Regions from separate parts of the Homo sapiens genome. Here region 2 is linked to region 1. The links are chromatin contacts, found by Hi-C or POLR2A ChIA-PET in ENCODE. All regions are on one chromosome and are shown on one strand. Each heading gives the region's core, a stretch centred on a gene start or an enhancer-like site at or near the end of the contact. The rest is flanking DNA. Distances are from core to core; before and after follow the strand shown.

Evidence for each region. A loop is a pair of places that touch in the nucleus more often than their neighbours do. ChIA-PET counts read pairs that join two places held with the same protein, here RNA polymerase II (POLR2A).
Region 2: a loop to region 1 is called in a map of HCT116, with 2.9 times the contacts of the local background. The contact joins two enhancer-like sites. A Hi-C loop is called at or near these places in 1 of 168 maps with a recorded cell type or tissue (HCT116). POLR2A ChIA-PET finds 5 or more read pairs at or near these places in 2 of 52 experiments (Caco-2 and naive thymus-derived CD4-positive, alpha-beta T cell).

The regions. Positions count from the first base shown.
Region 1 is chr7:12,798,901-12,804,850 of GRCh38, forward strand. No RefSeq gene overlaps it. Among named protein-coding and RNA genes, the nearest start is that of ARL4A, 110 kb to the left of the region's middle. Within about 2 kb of position 3,296, at least 4 of the 41 ENCODE cell types and tissues checked have a DNase peak (open chromatin) inside an H3K27ac peak, as active enhancers do; they include HCT116, where a contact is called at or near this core.
Region 2 is chr7:13,039,882-13,045,831 of GRCh38, forward strand. LOC105375158 (a long non-coding RNA gene) reads left to right here. Exons shown (of 3, transcript XR_927044.3): 2 at 3,585-3,691. Among named protein-coding and RNA genes, the nearest start is that of ARL4A, 360 kb to the left of the region's middle. Within about 2 kb of position 2,895, at least 2 of the 41 ENCODE cell types and tissues checked have a DNase peak (open chromatin) inside an H3K27ac peak, as active enhancers do; they include HCT116, where a contact is called at or near this core.

The sequences.
Region 1 (5,950 bases), core at 2,046-4,545:
TGTCAAAGTAATAGTCACACACACATAAGATTGTATATATCCCATTCTCCAAGATGTGTGGTACACTTCAAGGATAGGCTCCAGTCCATCAAAAATAGTGTGGCAAATCTGAAAATTATGTCATCTGAGATAAGCTTTCTTGAGGAAATTCATTCTTCAATGTCCCTTGATTCTAACTTAATGCTGGCACCTCATGTTATTGTCCTCAGTTTACTCATGGCTCTGCTTCCAATTTGAGGATTAGCTCTCTGGGTTCTTTTGGCAGTTCTTCTTGGACTGGTAGCATAACCATGCCTCCTTTGGGCTTCTCCCCAGGGATTTAGGCTTCTATTTCCTCCCTGCTCTATCTCTATACACCTGCACATACGTATCTGTGTGCTGGCCTTCATGGCAGCTTTAGTCGAGTAAGGTCCAGACTTACCCCATTTTTGTTTTAAACTCAGAGGGATGAACCAGAAAAATCATACTCCTTTCTCAATCCTGGGTCTACTTCCACTACTTATCTTCATTTCTCTTGTTTGGCTGTCTAAATGCATGTTTCTAAGGAGACATGGGGGAGGTGTGGAGAATATATTTGTATATTTATGTGTTTTGGAGGACCAATTATATAATTCAGTCATTTCAAAGAGAGATGTTATTCTGCCAGTTACCAGTTAGTTCCTACCCAACTTTTAAAACCCACTTAGGTCTTCTTAAACTGTTCAAATGTAAATAGTAGAGCATTAGGATCAGGAAAAGTATAGAAATATATCCAAGCAGAGGAGTTTGCTCGTTTTCAGAAGAATAAAATATGATTATCATTGTTGTACATATATATCTTGTTGGACACACTTTTTTTAATACCTATTTCATACATCAGAGGAAATGATATTTGATTTGCAAAAAAACACACCCATATGTCAATGAAAATGAAAATTCAGAGTCACAAATTTGGTCAAAGAGATACAGTAGTCAGTGCTTTTAAAGATTTTAAAAGTGGTCTTCAAGCAAAATCTGACACAAAAACTAAAAATGTGGAGCTGCTTTGATGGTGATCATGGTTGCGGGGTGGCAGGGGGATTGAGAGAAGACCTAATTGCCACCTCCAGTAATGGCAGCTAAGTCACCCCTTCAGAGAGCTGAATCCTCTTCAGATTGTCACTTGAAAACTGTATTAATCCAACCTTTTCATTTAACAGAAAAGGAATCTGAGGCATAGGGTTTAAGTGACATCACCAGAAATTCCCAGGTAATTTGTGGCAGAGACTTCTTAAATCCTACATTCCTCATTAACAGACTAGGAGTTCTTGCATCAAGACACATCAATATATGTACATATTGATCATAATATAAATATTGCATATTATTATGTACTATGATTTGTATGAATTTTATGGAGAAACAGTGTTTTCAAACTGTCTCTCAGTTTCCAAACAATTTGCAAACTGTTGATTTCTGAACCATATGAGTAATTTAAAGTAGCCTAGCCCATCCAGATATTTGATCAAAAATACTCCAGGATCTAGAGTCTCATTTACTGTAGTTCTGAATTAAATCATTCCATGGATGGTAAAGAAAATATAAATAGCTCCAAAGATCTTCTACATTTCTTCAAAGCTTAAGTTGGCTGCTGCTTGGCAATTTTAAGCTGATAAAGAATAAAGGCCACCCTATTTTAAGCTTTTTATCCAGTTAGCTGTTTGAAATGATTTCACAGTTCAGGCAGGGAGGCGAGCTGGGTAAACGTATCGTTCACAAATAAGTTCTGTAGAATCCAGTGTGGAAATGGAAGAAGGTAGAAGAATGTTTGGCCTTATGACAACTGTGGAATTTGAGTCAAAAATAAAAGTATGCTGGTAATTCCCCATTGCTCAGGGAGTGCCTGCCCAACCCTGGAAGTTATTTCTTTGTGTTCTGTTTTTAGAGGTTTCTAGCTCTGTTCTAAAAAAGAAAATATTGAATGCCATAGTAGGGCACTGAGTCCATCTTGAAGAAGAAGAAGAGCATAACTCTGTAATCTTTCTTGCTAGTCACTTCCAGTTGCTTTTTTTTGCCTCTGGGAAAAAAATGACAGATGCATGGATTTTCTTGCTTGTGGAATGGTTTCTTGCTTGCAGACTCCTTAAAGCAGAGAGGACACATTCATATTTGGGTTCCACGTTGTTGGTTCTCTGTGCAAATTAATTCTCAAGTCTAATAGCATATTCCCTTTATGATTTCTATGAAATCGTTATCCCTGCCTTGATTCACTGACTCATTTTATGCTATCAAGATGTAAACTCTTTGAGAAGAACATCCTCCTATCTGAGTATGCAGGTTTAATTTTACTGTCACAGCACACGTGTACAAAGTCAGATACAACCGGGAGAGTCATCGGCCCTCAAGATAGTCATTAGTCCATTGCAGGTAAGAGTAGGGCAAGATGGGAGGCAGTTGAAATTATTATTAGGGGTGAGGTATTGCATCACTGCAGACATTATAAAATGCTTCCTATGTGGAAGGGTGTAAACCTAAGGTGCAAAGTCCATGGACACTGAAAAGTGGCTGGGCTGGTTTAACAAGATGGGGCAGTGGGAGGAATGCACAGATTGTATTTAATCTCTCCTTTTATTTCCATTTCTCCCTAGATATCAACTCTTTCCTAACTATCCCAGTCCTTTCACCTTTAGGAATTTCCCTTTTATATTCTACCTGATAGACATTGGACTCCGGACGACCAATTCTCCCCTTTTATATCTTTAGTTAACTCTTACCTGCCCTGTCCTCTGCCAGGAAAGTATTAAACTATTTTGGGTTAAAGTGCTCAAGTGCAGCAGTGCTGAAGTATAAGCTGAATAGGCTTTAGAATCAGGCAGGCCTGGGTTCTATGATTTCCCTTGTATTTCCTATGTGGCTTTAGGCAAGTTATTTGAACTATCTGAGTTTCAAATTATCAGTAAAACATGGATAATAATGTATAGCTAATAGAGTCATTTTGAAGATTAAGTGAGATAAGATATGTAAAGGAGCTAGTATTCAAAAACTTAGTTTCTTTTTTTCCTTTCCATTTTACTACCAATACTATCCAAAATTTATAGATTATCAGAAGTTTTAAATATCTGAAGTATCTAATGGTGGAAATTTTGAACATGAAAGACATCAATGAAGTGATTTCCAAGGAAAATTCCTTTCTGAGAGCTTTTCAATGATGTATTTGAGTCTGTTTGTGTGTTAAGGAGTATGTGTAGGCACAGAGAGTATGTTGACTATCTTCTGATTAAGACTTCATTTTTCCATGCTTGCCTTTGCCCCAGGATGATGACTCATTTATAATCTTTATCACCTGGCTCCTGCACCCTCTGGCTTTTAATTAGGCTGAGCCTTTAGAGAACCACTGCGAAAGATCTAGATGTTTTTATTTCCCTTGATAGCTTATGGGAAGTTTGCCTAAGGTGGCACTGCTGCTTGAGGCAATCAAGGTTCCCATGTCCTCCTGCTTCCTGGTGTGCTGGAAAACAGAGGAAGGAAAGAGACTCTGCCAGATCCCCTAGGGCTGCTGTGCTCTCCTTGGAAGGTCGCTTACCCTTTCAAGGTGAACTTCTCCACATGGCTCTCTCCCAGTTTCAATAACTTCTTCCCTGTGTCCTTTTGGACTTAGGGGTGTTAACTCCTTACCAACTTAGCATTCTTACACTACCCATTGTGATTCTCCTACACCCACACCTCTGTAAATAGTCTTTTTGTAAATACATCCTACTCAAGTTATCCTGATTTGAGTGTGCTATCTGTTCTGTATTGGAATCCTGATTTATACACAACATAAACAGAGTGGAATCAAAGAAGAGGACTCATTCCTGTAATGCAAGTTAACAAGGTTAGTAAGTCAGGCTTCCAAAATTTATTATGTTTTCTAGGACATGTTTTGATTTGAGGTGTGTCTGAATAACAATCATCATTGTTTAAACCTCCTGTATGATCTTGCTGAATGCTTAATGAATGTTACTTGGAAGGCAGGATCCAAAATCATGGGAGAAAGATGAGAAAATAGCCACAGGAGGAAAACAGATGTATGGAGTGCACTTTCATGAAGATATTCAAATACAGTTGTTGAAATAAATTTGCATTTTTTTAAACAATTGTGCTCTTAATTATGATGAATTTCTCTTCAATTTTTCTGACCTCAGTGCTTTATCTGGGTTATAGAGTTTCCTTAAACCCCTTAGTCTGCATACTGGAAAAGTCGCACTTCAGACTACTGGAAACTAAACAAATAGTAGGAAGACATCATCTGCTAATTCTATGAGTCCTCTTCTTCCTGTTGCATCTGGCTCTTTTAGATTTGGTTTTGAAGAGACTTGATGAGGCAAGATTAGACAGAAGAAGAAATTTCATGAACATTTAGGAGCCCAGAATGATGGTGGCATTGATGTAAGGCCATACCAGGTGTGGTCTCTTTTTGGCCCAATCTTAAAAACCCAGCCTTCAGACAGAACTTATTTTTTTTAATATATATGAAAATGGAGTCCAAACAAGAAACTTTTATTAGGCTAAAGAAGAATTCTTATTTTTTAACTCTCTTGGCATTTTTATTTAACAAAAGACTAAAGAATGTGGCAAAGCAACATTGAAAATACCAATTTTTCCTCTTCCCAAGGCTTGTAAACTTTAATTTGAACTTTAAATACCTTTTCTACTTCATATTACTCATTTGACAGCAATTGTTTTAAGATACGGATTCGTCTTTCCTGGCCATCTTCTATTTGTTTAACATAATAATATACTTAAACCATGCATGTTTCACAGAGAATTGGCAAGATTTTAGATATCTGCCGTTTGATTGGTGCTGCATTAACCTAGAGTATAACAAGCCCGGTGATGGATGTACAAGTGTCTACACTCATTAAACTTTGTATTTGCAGAGCAAATAAGTGCAGTTATGACACATATGTGAACACAGACGGACAGAATTCGCTTTTTTACTGTGTGGCCAGTAATACAAAATAATTCAAAGAGAAAAGATTCGTTTCTACATGGCTCCTCAGAAATGTTTGTTTTATATTATAACATAATATGTGTTAAAACAGGATGATCTCAGCCACTGTTTTTTTTTAACTGAGTATTTATTTCCCAAAACTATTTGCTTACCTTCTCACAAAATAATTCTCAATCTTACATTTACTGGGGAAGAGCTAATTATTTCCTTTACTTGATTTAAGAAAAATCTTTTATGTAGACATATTATATCCTGATGTTTAAAAAATCCATTAACAAGGTCTTTAACAAGAACCTATATATTTTGGACTTCAGGTGGACATTTTGTAGTACACAGAAATTTGACTTAAATATTTGGTGTTAATCTGGGTTGTACTAGGAACAAAGTGATCCATGGGAAGGGGTATATCAGTTTTTGTTGTTGTTGTTGTTGTTGTTGTTTTAAACTTAAGCTCGTACTTTATAACAAGAGGATTTTCTGTCAGTTTAGTTTTGTTTTTTAAGACAGGGTCACTCTGTCACCCGGGAGTGCAGTGGCGTGATCATGGCTCATTGCAGTGACCTAGAAGCGATCCTCCCACCTCAGCCTCCTGAGTAGCTGGGACAGCAGGCATGCACCACCACACCTGGCTGATTTTTGTACTTTTTGTAGAGATGGGATTTTGCCTTGTTGCCTAGGCTGTTCTCAAACTCCTGAGCTCAAGCGATCCTCCCACCTAGGCCTCCCAAAGTGCTGGGATTGCAGGTGTGAGCCACTGTGCCTGGCCAAGAGTATTTTAAAAATCTTAATAATGATAACAAAGGAGGTGATACATTTCCTTGATAGTAATTCTTTTACGGATAAATGTTAACTGTAGAGTTCTTTATGGATCAATATTGGGATGACTCAGTTATCAATTTCTTTAACAACATATGCAATGGGAGCCCATTGTGGGGGCAAGTGAGAGATAAGACAATAAATCAGATAGCATGTGCTGTGTGAGTAGGCACAAAAGAAGAT
Region 2 (5,950 bases), core at 1,645-4,144, 240 kb after region 1:
GTAATGATGATGCACAATTGGTGTATTTCATGTCTCTGTTTTATTCTTTGACCAGTACTATTTTCTAAAATGATTACAGATTCATTAAAAGAAAAGAAATTAAATTTGAGATACTGAACTCTCCTCTTAAATGATGTTTAGATAAAAATGCTTCATTTCATATCTACCTTTGCTGATAATGTGTCCTTTCATTCACCTAATCTGTGAGCCTGTCTGCTACTCACATCTGATATATTGTTTAGAATGAAAACAAAATAAGTCTAATGGAACAATACCACTCTTGCCTGCTATCTTAGCATTTGCCCAAGTTGCAGTGGTTTCATTTGTAGAAGGAAAATAAAGCAAACATCAGCTTGTCTGTGCCACATGAAATAATTTTAACCTGTGAGATTTTATGTAAGATTACTTTAACCTGTGAGAATTTATGGAGAACATGTGTCTGTGTTTTGACCTAGACAACCATAGTTCTGGTTGTCTAGGTTAAAGCCAAATTCACATCAACATATCTTTCATTTACTGCAAGATTTCAAGATAAGAGATGAAAAAAAGAATTTGGACTCTCTCTTTGTTGACATGCAAATCAAAATGAGATATTCAGCAACCACAAAAATAGATAGAAAACAACAATACAGCAAACCAATTCTAGAAGGAGACAAAGTATCAAACTAAAAGTTAATATAGAAATAATTAAGGCAGCCAGGTGTGGTGGCTCACGCCTGTAATCCCAGCACTTTGGGAGGCTGAGGTGGGCAGATCACCTGAGGTCGGGAGTTCGAGACCAGTCTGACCAACATGGAGAAACCCCGTCTCTACTACAAGTACAAAATTAGCTGGGCGTGGTGGCACGTGCCTGTAATCCCAGCTACTTGGGAGGCTGAGGCAGGAGAATCACTTGAACCCGGGAGGCGGAGGTTGTGGTGAGCTGAGGTAGCGCCAGTGCACTCCAGCCTGGGCAACAAGAGCAAAACTCTGTTTCAAAAAAATAAATAAATAAATAAAAATAAAAGAAAAGAAATAATTAAGGCAAAACTGACATTTCTTTATTAATATAACACTGCGCAATAAGTTTAAATTGATTTCATAGCAAGGGGTGTTATTAAGTTAGTCTTACAACAAACTAGAGAGAAAAATCAATTGTATCATCAAAAGTTATTTTGAAATTTTAGAATTCAAAATAGAGGGCAAAGAAAACAATACAAAAGCAAAATGAAATAAAAAACATTGCAACTCAGATTTTCACATTCTTTAGGTGTTAGCATCTGACATAGAAAAGTTTTTTTTACAAGTATTGTGATGAAAAATTTAATTCACCTATATGTTGGCTTATTTTAATTCATTTAATTGCAGTCAAGACACAGTTAGGTCCACATACTACATAGTGATAAAACAAGGGAAGTTTGTTTGTGGCAAATCTCTTATTATGTAACTTTTATATATTACGTGGCCAGAAATTCTCACCTTGATCCTCACTATTTTTTTGTTTCAGTAAAATATTTTTTAAAAAAAAAAGTCATGAAAAACTTTATGTAGTGTTTAATACGTTAAGACATATGATTTTTAAAAACTTTGTAATCAATATTGGTCACTATTGTCTGTCTCTGCCACATGCCACATCTCTCCTTAACCTATTTATAGCCTTCAGATTTCTGTTTTTAGTTCGTGATGGTTGTCATTGTCACTGTATGTGTGTGTGTGTCTGTGTGCGTGTGTGTGTCTGTGTGTGTGCATGTGTGTGTAGTCTCATTTTGTTATTATGTCCTCTGCCACTTTCTTTGTAAATGCAAAGAGGGATAAAAATTAAGCTTAATATGAAGCAAGTACTTGGCACCTGCTTTCAAAGAACTGTGAATCATAAATGGAAGACGGTTCATTCGGCTACCTCATAACTGTATTTAAGACCAGCCTGCCGGGTGCGGTGGCTTATGCCTGTAATCCCAGCACTTTGTGAGGCCGAGGTGGGCGGATCACTAGGTCAGGAGTTCAGGATGAGCCTGGCCAGCCTGGTGAAACCCCATCTCTACTAAAAATAGAAAAAATTAGCCTGGCATGGTGACGTGCGCCTGTAGTCCCAGCTACTCAGGAGGCGGAGGTGAGAGAATCGCTTGAACCCGGCAGTGGGAGGTTGCAGTGAGCCGAGATCGCGCCACTGCACTCCAGCCTGGGCGACAGAGCGAGACTCTGTCTCACAAAAAAACCCAGCCTGTGGATTATTTTAAATGTTACACTTTTCTATCCTGGATTCTCTGTTTGTTTATTGTTTATATGTTCTGTTTGTCCATCGAATTTTCCTATTTCTTGAATCGTTGTCAGCATATTATCCTTTACTCATTTTAACGTAGTTTTTCTTAATTTTTGAAATGTATTTGTAATAGCTACTTTGTAACTATTTTGTAGCAATCTTTGCTTAATCCAACATAGGGTCCACTCAAAATCACTTTCTATTGACTAATTTATTCCATATGCTTTTCAAATATGCATTTCCACATCACTCCTAAGTTTCTGGTCAAAGCTGGACAATTTTATGTGATATACTATAGTAAGACTGGATTTTGATTGCTTTTTCTAAAGGTTTTTGGATATTATTTTATTTTGTGATTTTGTTTGTGCCTGTACTTAAACTGTGGGATCTGTCTTGCCATGGTATTCAGCTATTTATATCTCTTTACAATATTTTTCTTCTTTTTTAATTCCTGATTTCCAGGGGTCATTTCCTTGTAGGCACTGCTATGTGATTAACCAATGGTTTGGGCAGAACTTACAGTCAAATGCCTCAAACCTATGAGGCTTCTATTTGACAATGTAATTGTGTATAGGTAAAAGAAAAACATTCAAAATTCAAGCAACTTTAAAGTCTGTTTCAGCTTTTACTTTCTGCCAGGCCCTTGGATCTCTCCTGCAAATATGTGTAATTTCTGAGTCAGCCAGGAATGTGTGCTTACCTACTCTTTCTATGGCTTTCTTATTTACAGGGTGTCCCTGTTACATTTCTGGATCATGCATTGCTTGTCCCAATTGGGACAGTAACCTCATGGTTGCAGAGATACAGGTTTTACTATTTGTTTCCTACTGAACTTGTTACTTTCACTGACAACACTACTAGACATTTGGTTTTACACTCTGCTCACAGTTGGATTATACCTTCTGCCTGTGCTGTATGCTGCCCAGCAAGGATGGGACTGTAGATTCCCATTGTTATTAGCCAGAGATCTAGCAGCTTTGTATGTGTAAACACTTCTCAATGTGTGCTTTCCCATTGGTCAAATGCTAGAGCCCTGAAATTGATATTACATTTTTTCCCAGGTTTTCACTAGTTTTGGGGGAGAGGATTCCCTTACTTATACTAATGTTACTAAAATTGTTGTTCCATTCTTTTATTTTTTTTTAAGAACCTCTGATTCAGAAATAATTTGAGATTTACAGGGCAGTTGCAAAGACAGCACAGACAGTTCTTGTGTATTTCTCACATTTCTTCCCCTGTGTAACATCTCATATAACCACAGAATTTAAAAATTAACATTTGTAGGATTTTTAGACTCTATTTGGATTTCAACAGTTTTCCCATTGGTTTCCATTTTCTGTTGCAGGATTGAATTCACAGGTCCATGTTGTATTTCGTTGTCATGTCTCCTTGGTTGGCAATATATGAACGTATCTCAGTCGTGGAAGACATTGACACTTTTGAAGAGTACAGGTCAGGTATTTTGCAGAATGTACCTTAACTGGGGTTTTCTTATGATTAGACTCGGGTTGTGGAATTTGGGGAAGAATATCACAGAGGCCAGGTGCCCTTCTCATCACATAGTATAGGGGTACATGATATCAACATGACTTATGACTGGTGACGTTCACCTTGATCTTTTGATTGTAAGGCAGTGTCTGTCAGGTTTCTCTACCGTAAGCTTTACAGTTTTTCCCTCTCCATACTTAGTTCATTAGAAGTAGGTTACTAAGTTCAGCCCACAGTTAATGGAGAGAGAATTATGCTATATCACCTGGAAGGAGGAAGGAATATCAAAGTTTAAAGTTGTGTCAAAACCACGTGGTAATGAATAAATGATTTAAGGGAGGTATTTGAGACTCTTCTGTAAATATCTATTTCTTCTTAAAGTTTTATTCACTAATTTTTAGCATTAATCAGTGAATCTTCACTGCAATAATTATTACTGTGGTATTTAATGGTGATTTAAAACAAATTTACTAATTCTATATTTATTATTTGGATTTTTCTGTAGGCATTATTTTCTATTATTTTTGAAACCAGTTTTTCTGCCTCATTTATTTCAAAACATAATTCCTCAGATTCACCATGAATTGTACAACACTGTGGCTTTAAACATACGTGCCATGGGAATAGTCTGGAATACCTTTCTCCTGTCTTGTTATCAAACACGTTTTACTGCAAGAATCAATGAAATGCTCTTACTAACGTCTGAAGTCTTGACTTACAATTTTTACCATCTTTAGGAAAATGATTATACTATGGATTTGTGTCTTCAAAAAAGATATATTGAAATTCCCAGTATTTCAGAATGATACCTTATTTGTAAATGAGGTCATTGCACATATAATTAGTTAAGATGAGGTCATACTCGGGTAGGGTGGTTCTGTTATCCAACAGGACTGGTATTTTTATGAGAAAAAGACACAGAGACACACAAGGGGAGAGCTCCATGTGACAACAGAGGCAGAGATGGGAGCTGCAAGCCAAGGAACACCGATTGCCAGAAACCATAAGGAGCTAGGAAGAGACAAGGGAGATTTTTCCCCTGCAAGTTTCATAGGGAGCACAGTCCTGCTGATACCTTGATTTTGGACTTCTAGTCTTCAGAACTGTGAGACAATAAATTTCTGTAATTTTAAATCACCCGGTTTGTGTTACTTTGTTACAGCAGCCCTGTGAATCTACTACAATTTACAAAACAACACAGTTTAGACCAAAATGTGAAATATTAAGTTAAACTTGTCACAGCCTCAGAATGTGTAACTCTAAAATTAAAATTGGTTGAATGCCCTTTTTAAATTTTAGAAACTCAGAGAAACGCTGGCTTTTTCTTTGGCATAGAATTTTATTTAAAAGATTAGTCCCCAAGTTCGGAAAATTTGTAGTATATTTATGTGATGTCAATGAGAACACATATCATTTTAAGAGATATGTAGATGTTGACATCATTGTAAAGAATGAATTTAACTGGAAAGTGAAAAAGTTAATCAGTATGCCTTTGAAAACAGAAAGATCATAGGAATTAGCTTGTTTTAATATTTACATATTTTTGAAACTAGGGAAAGACAAAAAATTATAGAGTGCATGGTTTGAAAGATGGATTTAGAAATTATCCTATTACTAATTAAAATTACTAATTATTAAGTAATTATATTACTAAATTACACATTGTTTAATGTAACTAACATTCATTAATTATCCAATATGTGCCAGGCACGGTGCAAGGTGCTGGAAATATAAATATCCACAAAATAAATTCATTTTCTTTATTTAATAATTAAAAAGCAACTCAAAGAGAGGAAAGGCAGAATAACAACAAAGTCATTCATGTTTACCCTCATGTGATTGTTGAATTACTGTATACTCTTTATTTCAGCTGACATTAAAAAATTGCATTTTATGGAAACTCATGAAAGTTTATGTGCATAAGGGAAATTAAGAAAATAAGAATGATTTGTGATTAAATAATGGCTTAGATTTATTTCAGATTAGATCATTCAGATGTCAGTAACGGTATTTAAGTACACTATATGCAATGGTGTGAAAATACGTAAGGTAAAAAGTTTCCGATTAATGCAAAATTTATTCAGACTACATAGGAGGAAGCATGACAGGAAAGAGAATATACGCCATGGAGAAAAATGATGCAGGGAGGGAAGAGAGAGGGTGACCAAGACTGGACGAAATTAAAGTTCGTGAGGCAGGAGCATGTTTACTCTTTTAGAGGAA